2 separate regions of the Mus musculus genome follow, and region 2 is linked to region 1. The links are chromatin loops, found by intact Hi-C in ENCODE. Cell type or tissue: left cerebral cortex. All regions are shown on one strand. Links, peaks and the distances in the headings refer to the core of each region. The heading gives the core; the rest is flanking DNA.

Region 1 (4,155 bases), core at 614-3,113:
GTGCATTAATAGCTTGCAGATCCTGTAATAACCTCCATTTGCCTGATTTCTTCCTGATAACAAAATTTTGGGTATTTCATGGAGATACAGAAGTTTGAATATGACTCAAAAAATATTGTTTTGCGCGCTTCGCTCTTAGCAGCTCATCGAGTGCTGAAAAAATTGGGTGTGACTGTGACGACCCCATACCTAGTCTTTCATGCTCCACACAGTCGCCACAGCAACAAAAAATGCTCAGAAAAATTACTCCAATGGCTAGAAAAAGAAAATAACCCATAGACTGTCCCTATTACCCTCTTACTTTCACTTTCCTCTTACTTTTACTTTCTTGTCTCCAGAGCCAGTGAGCCTTATTGTCTCCTTACTGAGAGCCTTATTGTCTCTTTACCGAGAACTTTACTGTCTCTTTACCAAGAGCCTAATCCCAATCCCGGGATACAGAGTTACTTACCGTACTCATCCTGTCCACAGACCCAGACTGCAGAAAGTTCTGAACCTCTTCGGTGGGGGATTCAGGTCCCGGGTTTTGGCACCATTTGTCGTGTCCCACTCCACCAGCAAAAAAGACGCAACCACCGGTTCTTCTTAATGCAGTTTTTACTCAGGCAGCTACTTACTTCAAATCCCCCAGCCTCTCTAGTTACAAGTGTTTTTCTCTCCAGCCACAACCACGCCCCCACCAATCACCAAAGGTCACATCACCTCACCAGGCAGGCTTGCTCAGCCAATCAGGGATTAAGGGCGGAATATCCACCAAACATGGGCATGTTTACTACCTAGAGCAGACTTCCATCCTGCTGACCAGGAAGTCTGGAATGGCTCCCTACACATATTGTCATTATTTACAACTTGTCAGCTCCTAAAAATTACAGTGCGATTTCTGGCTGCAGTGGTATGCACTTGTGGGCCAAATTTTCTTCAGAAGCTGGGATGTCCGAGTTAGCCTGTAACAGGAGTTGAAGGCCACCTTGGACAAAGTAGCCAGACCACCACCACCATCACCACCAAGACCACCACCACAAACACACACACACACACACACACACACACAGACACAAAGGATGCACACTGGAAAATGACATATTAATCCCATTGCCTCTGCTGTATGGTTTGATATACCAACTACAGGTTAACACACACGGGGCAAAACACTGTGTCTTAAATCTTTTTTTTTTCCTCTTCACCCCAGTTCTACAAAGTTTTTTGAGAGTGTGGGTTTGCAAATGATGCCCTCAGCAGTTGTATGCTCCATGGCCAGCAGGTGGCAGTCATTGCTCAGCCAGGCGTAGGCCCTTCTGGCATTAGCACTCTGGCCCCTGGTCCTTAGACTGCTTTGGAAATTGCCCAAGACCTAACAATCATCAGTCTTCTTACTCTGTGACTGGCAATTTATTTCCCCACTGAGTTCCCATCTAACAGTCCCCCAAAATGTGTGCTTTGGGTACTGTGGGCCTCCATAAAGGGGTTGGAGATTAATCTGCATAATCCCTTACCCACTTACCTACTGAGGCACTAACAAGAAATCAGGATGAAAATAAGGTAGTTTGTAGAACATGAAAAAATGAAATGTTATGTGCTGAAAGACTAGGAACAATAAAGTCTGAGCAAGCCTGCCAACATTCACCCCCTAAGAATCCAGTGTTGGCTCTGATGGTCAGAGCTGATGCTATTGCTATAGAAACTCTTGCCCTGACTTCTGAGCCCTTTTTAGCACATTTATCCAAGAAGCTTGTGACCAATAGGCAGCAAGGCAAATTGTAATGGCTTGCCTGGGAGGGACACATTTTGGGGTTGGCTAGCGCACTCCCAGATGTTCCGTGTGATGCATCTGCCCTCCAGAAGGCACTGTCTTATATCCAGCTGCTTTCCCCACTGCGGGAGCAACAAAGATGCTTTAACTGCAGCAGCTGCCAGTAATGAGTCCATGCTACTGTGCTGAGCATGGGCTCATCAACACATTCATGTGCATCACCCCACTTAATCCGTCGAGCAGACAGATACTGTTACTTATGTGGTAAGCACAGTTTGGTTTTAAAACGTGTCATGCACTCAGTAAGAGGAAGAGCCAGGATTACATCCAGAGCCTCTTTCAACATCATGCCTTTAGTCTCCCACTCCTTGGAACACCTCCACTATCACATGGACTGATTTCAGAGCCTAAACTACAATGATGTGGTCTCTGCCTTATGCCTCAACTCCCACAAGCTGCTAATGTTATTACTTCTTGCCACCACAAGCTCACATTTCTGCAGAGATATCCGGCGTGCCCACTGATCCAGTATCCCAGAAAGGCTTATGTCCTTACTTTAGGTCCCTCTGCAGTAATACAGGAAAGATGCCTAACAATACTCAGTTACTTAAGCTGGAGGGGATATGGGACCTTGTTATCAGACAGACATAAGACTGATAAGGTTGAGTGAACTCAGACCCCAGGAATCTCAGAGATTTGAGATCAGCATAAGTTGAACTTTGCCCTATCCTTTTCTGTACCTACTCTCACAACACCTCACTGAGAGGATCCTGGCAATCTCTCACAAAAGGAAAACACCTAGAGTCCTTCCCCATGCAAATAGAGCATCACTAGTGCCTCAAACTGAGTCAATGGGAAGTCTCTACCCCGGCATCACACCCTACTCCTCAATGCTTATAAAGCTCCTATCCACATAGAATAAAGTGCACAAGGTATTTCACTGAGAAGTGTGGGAGAGTGAGTGTTTATAACTGGGCTGTAACACTTGGGGTAGAGTTCTCTCTCCTCAAGAGAACTCCTCAAGGTCATCACTGGGCCTTGGACCTGTGTGCACTGCTGCTACACTGGCACTGCTGGTGACATTTCCTTGGTAGCAGGACCTGAGCTACCTGCCCTGAGCCCAGACCTCTTCACTTCTCTTCTGAGACCTGTGATATTTCCAGCTGGATTGAGCCCCATGGAACCTATTCATCCAGGTTCTCCTTTGCCTTTCAGAGAGACAGTAGACTACACAGGGCCCAGGGGCAAATGGCCAACACAATACACACTGTCTACAGGGCATCATGGGGCTGAATGGTTTAGTGTACATGGACAAGCAGGAAGGGAACTTAATGCTGGCTGCTCTCCTGTCGCAGAGCTAGGGAGTGTTCCTTCTGGGTCCTTTGTCATTCTCCCCACTCTGTTTCAAAAAAAAAGAAAACAGCTATGCAAAGGATCCATGGGGAAGTAAATTGTGATGATAATGGCTATGGAGATGAAGAAAGGTGCTAGTACTAGCAAGGCTGTAGAGGAGGGTGTGGACAAGCTTTGTCTACAGTGTGAAATTGTCCATACACTTGCCTTATTTTCCTGAACATCACCACAGCCAGATGTCTCCTTCCTGATGCTTCCATTGGGCTACAGGAGGAAGAGACAAGGGAACCAAGTGGCAAGCATTCTGCTTCACTGTATGGTTGATTTATAAGCAAGGTGGCATAGCTTCTATTAAACTATACATAAAATGTAAATAGAAAGTCATGTAATTGCCCAATGGCTGTATATTTGGCAATTTAGTCAATATGGAGCCAAAGTACAAGGAACAAAGCAAAACCAGACAAACGTGACTGCATCAAAAACCCTCTGCATACAAAAGGAAACAAAACAGTTAAATGGCAACCTAAACACTGCAGTTTATCCATGCTACCCTCTAAGGGCCCATATGTAATGAGCTTGCTCTAAGGGTATTGCTGATAGTAAACAGAGAAAATTTTACCCAATGGATCCTAGTGAGACATCTTAGTTCACTAGGGGTGTAGCCTCAAAAAAGATGGTGAAACATTAGTTTCTTGTAATTCATTCTCTTTATATCCTCTCTCTCTCTCTCTCTCTCTCTCTCTCTCTCTCTCTCTCTCTCTGTGTGTGTGTGTGTGTGTGTGTCTCTGTCTCTCTGTCTCTCTCTCTCCTCTTTTCTTTCTTCTACTTCTCCTTCCTATATTAAAGTTAACATTTTCCTCTACCACACGCTGACACCATATTTTGCCACCTAAACAGGTTCCAAGAAACTGTGGGACCAACCAACCAAAGCTTATGCTTCCAAAATGATGAGCCAAACACAACAGTTTCTGAATTGATTTCATCTCAGATATTAATTACAATAATGGAAAATTGACTAACAAAATATATGAAGTGGGACAACCATATATATG
Region 2 (4,155 bases), core at 922-3,421, 180 kb after region 1:
GCTTCAGTCTTTCTCAGAATGGGTAACAAAATACTCATGGGAGGAAATACGGAGACAAAGTGTGGAGCAGAGACTGAAGGAAAGGCCATCCAGAGACTGTCCCACCTGGGGGTTTATCCCATATACAGTCACCAAACCCAGACACTATGGTGGACGCCAAGAAGTGTTTGCTGACAGAAACCTGATATAGCTGTCTCCTGAGAGGCTCTGCCAGAGCCTGACAAATACAGAGGCGGATGCTCGCAGCCAACCATTGGACTGAGTGTGGGATCCCCAATGGAGGAGTTAGAGAAAGGGCTGAAGGGGTTTGCAACCCCATAGGAAGAACAATAGCAACCAACCAGACCCCACCGAGCTCCCAGGGACTAAACCACCAAGCAGAGAGAGACATTCGTATTTAAAGCATTATTGCCATAATGATTCAGAGCTCAATATGGTGCTTGAGAAATAATCAAGTATATTTCCCTACTGTGTGGGTGCAGCTTTAAGGTTGTTGTCTAATTAGTACTTTTAAAATTAAGTAGGAATAGTTAGTCTGCTACATAATTGCTCTACAATGGGTACCATTTCATTTGAGGTGTGGTTCAAATCACAATTTGTTAAATCCCACCTTTCAGGAGACACTATAATTCACACATGCACAGAAATGTGCCCTTAAATGTAAGCCTGAAGAACAGAAACCCTATGGTCCATGAATTTGTCAATAGTTTAACACTAACTTAAGCTCTGCCAACTAGATTATTTCATCCTGGATTGTCAGAAAATCCCGCAGAGTGGCTGAACCAGTAATATATAAACATGGAGGTAATGGTGTGGCCACAAATTTGTAAGTGATAAGAAGCAAAGAAATCCTTGTTGTGTTTGGGAAAGCAAATATCACTGATGTGCAAAGAGAAATAGATATGAGAAATTAAGAAAGTCATGAATTGTCTTAACTTCTAGTGCAACATACTCAATGACAAATCACTAGACAATATCACATCTTGGTGGATGGATCACAGTTACATTTACAACAAAGGAAAATCCCATTCATTTGAAAGCTACAGAATCAGTTTTTCAAGTTATTTTTTTGTAAGCATCTTGTTTAGACAACAGAATGACCTTTAAACAAGACTAGGAGATAAGGAAAGATTTCCTAGGTGAATTGTTAATAAGAACACCATCTGACAAATATCTAGGATTAGCAGTCAGAAACAGCCAACTAGAAATGAATGCTGCTCTGAATTGCATTGTCTCCTTCAAACATAAGTTGATGTCCTAAATGCCAACACCTCAGATTATGAACTTATTTTTAAATAATGGGACTATAGACTTAATTAGTTATGGTTAGGTCATATTGGAGTCAGAAGGAGTCTTCATCTAACACACTTGATGTCCTTATGAGAAGCTGCTGAGAAAGCCTGAGACAAGAACTATACAAGAGGGCCACAGCTGGAGTGCAAACCCAGGGTTATTGGCAACTTCTAGAACCTAGAAAGAAGGAAAAATGAGTGCTTGCTTCAGAGCATACCTGGCCCCACTGACATCTTGAGTCCAGACGTCTATCTTCTAGAAATCTGAGCAAACAATTTTTGTATGATTTAAAACCACCCAGTTTCTGATAGTTTGATAAAAGAGCCAAAAGAAAGTACTTGTGTGGCCTGGTAAGGGAAATAGCATGTTTAAAGGTGTGCAGTGAGAGTGAGGATGGCTCAACCAGAGCAAACAAGCAGCTCCATTGTGAAATCAGAAGAGAGAGGCAGATGGTGCCAAGCAATGAGGCTGGCCAGATGAACGAACAGGGGCTAGACTATGCAGAAGCTATGACTGAAAGATACAGTTCTTGGAATAATTTAGGAAGGGAAAGAAATGATAGAGTGATCAATTCTGTGTGGTAAAAGGGTACCATGTTGCATTAAAAATATATTACATGGAAGATTTAGACCATGAAGTGCTTTCTGGGCAGGTATAAGGAATAGAGTTTGGACACTCAGCCTAAATGATATAAGTGCCAAGTGGGTGTTGCTGCCCACTTATAATTCCAGTGCTTGGACGGGGAGATGGGAGTCTTAGAGCAAGGTGACTAGCTAGACTATCCTGTATCAGTGAGCTCTGGCTTCAACAGGGAGACTCTACCCCAACCAATTAGACGAAGGCAGAAGAAGACTCCCAGTGTCCTCTACACATTATTTTTTACCTTCCCTTTGGGAATGGTGGACAAAAATGGGCAAGTCTTTATTATAACATGGAAGGTGTAAATGAGGATTTGCCTAACATTCACACACCGCCTCAAGCCTATACCAGCACTGTGCCTCCTACCCCATTAGCCAAAGCACATCACAGGGCTGAGCATAATTTCAAAGGCCAGGAAAAATTATTCTGCTCCCTGATGGGAGAAGCTATAAAGCCATAACGCAAAGGTTATGCATATAGTGAAAAGGGAAAGAATTGAAGTCATTGATGGCAGGCAATCCACCTACTCTATGCAAAATTACCTCCGAGTGCATTACTAGGCAAGCCATCCAAGAAGTCAAGAAAAATACAAAACATAGTAATGGTGAATAGTGTATATTGGTGTTTGGAACTTCTAGCTTCGAGAACTGTAAGAAATCCATTTATTAAGCCACACTGTCTATGGTGTCCTGTTGTGGTAACACAGGAGAATGTCATAGTAAGAAAGGAGAGATCTCCAAAAAGAAACATTCTTGGAGTTTTGGGTCCAGAAAAAGAGAGGAGGACTTCACAAAGAAGAGGAGGAAATGCTGGTGGAAAAGCCCTGGGGCATCAGGGCTTGGCAGCCATGGGAGACTCAAAACAAACCAACAAGCAAACAAACCGACAAACAACAGTTGTTTGATGCCAAGAATTAAGTATTAAACGGGTTAGCAACTGATACCTGAGATTAGCAATAGGAAGTTATTAGTGACCTCACTAAGAGGTTTCACTAGGGAGCATGACGCTATATAGGTATGGAAGTCAGGGACTGAGACACTTCAAGGTGGCCAAGACTGTGATAGGGAAGAGAGAGCCTGTCTGGCATGGAGAAAGAGTGTGCACATCCGAAGGATTTAATTTTTTATTTTTAATGAAGTTTGTAAATGCTATGGAGGACAAAAGAAGGAGGCTGAACACAAAAGAGCTTGGCTAGTGTAAGGCTTCTGAGCACATGGAAAGAAGGAAATAAAAAGTCATCTACAGGAGGAGGCACCTGTTTGGGGAAAGCCAAGAAGGTGGGGCGGCAGATGCAGGAGGGTTTCCAGGGCTGCTGACAGGGGCAATGAGACTCTTCCTCTTTGTGGTCCCCATTTCCTTTGTGAAAGAAAGGGCAGGGTCATCTGTTGAAAGTTAAGTGGTGAGAAGACATTTCAGAAAATAGATGATAGCTTCCAATACTCTAGTTGCTGCTCAGAAGGGGAGATTTGACTGTAGAAACACAAAACGGCTTGCAGACTGAGTTAATGACTCACGTGTGCCTAGAGATCATAAATCAGTAGCCATGTGCAAATGCAAATGAAGACAGTTGAGAGGATACCAGTTGGGGTTCATCTGACAGGCTGTTTATAAGTGAGCTGGGAGTGGTGGGTACAGTTACAGTGGGTCTTGCTATCTCAACACAATCCTGCATCTAGCCAGGGCCACAAGTTTCTCTGCTTATGTAATTCTATAGCCTTTCAGGTTGAATCAATATTAGCCATCATATGACATTACGCATAAATTGGTTGAACCCTGAACTAACCAACTCTGAGACCTTGGACAAACCTCTTTTTACCTTCTTTTACTCTACTTATCTAAAAAAATTTGGGGTTACTATAAACCTTGCTAAATTGATGGGAAGCTTAGAATTAAGAAAATTTTCTAGGTATGACCTGACTGGCCAATACTGACATGAAATCCTGATTTCCCGTGTTGTAGAAACCACAAGTCAATGGTGAAATCCCACCCCAATTGTGCTACCACTTGAAGACTTGCCTCACTTTATTGGCTCATAGAGAAGTGTGCAATCAATTACAGCTACCTGGACTTTTTATAAAATTAATCTAAGGCAATAGTGTTGGAGTAATTGATGAAAGTATCTATTCTGTCAAGGGTATGTAAATTAAAAATCCTCATAGACCTACAAAGCTTTGTAGGTTTGCCATACCAAAGTATGTCAGGCTGTGGGGTTTACATAACAAA

What was found. A loop is a pair of places that touch in the nucleus more often than their neighbours do. Peaks named below come from ENCODE experiments on the same cell type or tissue, not always from the same donor. Only the 100,000 strongest peaks of a DNase experiment are listed, where the experiment ranks them.
Region 2: it touches region 1 in a loop (8-fold over the local background); 19 of 42 quality-filtered maps call a loop at or near these places.

Annotation. Positions count from the first base shown.
Region 1 is chrX:9,331,998-9,336,152 of GRCm38, forward strand. No RefSeq gene overlaps it. Among named protein-coding and RNA genes, the nearest start is that of Gm25481, 16 kb to the left of the region's middle. In left cerebral cortex, for the core only: a CTCF peak has its summit at 1,253 (motif pointing right); DNase peaks (open chromatin) are centred at 1,221 and 2,167.
Region 2 is chrX:9,510,282-9,514,436 of GRCm38, forward strand. No RefSeq gene overlaps it. Among named protein-coding and RNA genes, the nearest start is that of Gm25728, 20 kb to the right of the region's middle. In left cerebral cortex, for the core only: no CTCF peak of the experiment used is centred there; no DNase peak of the experiment used is centred there.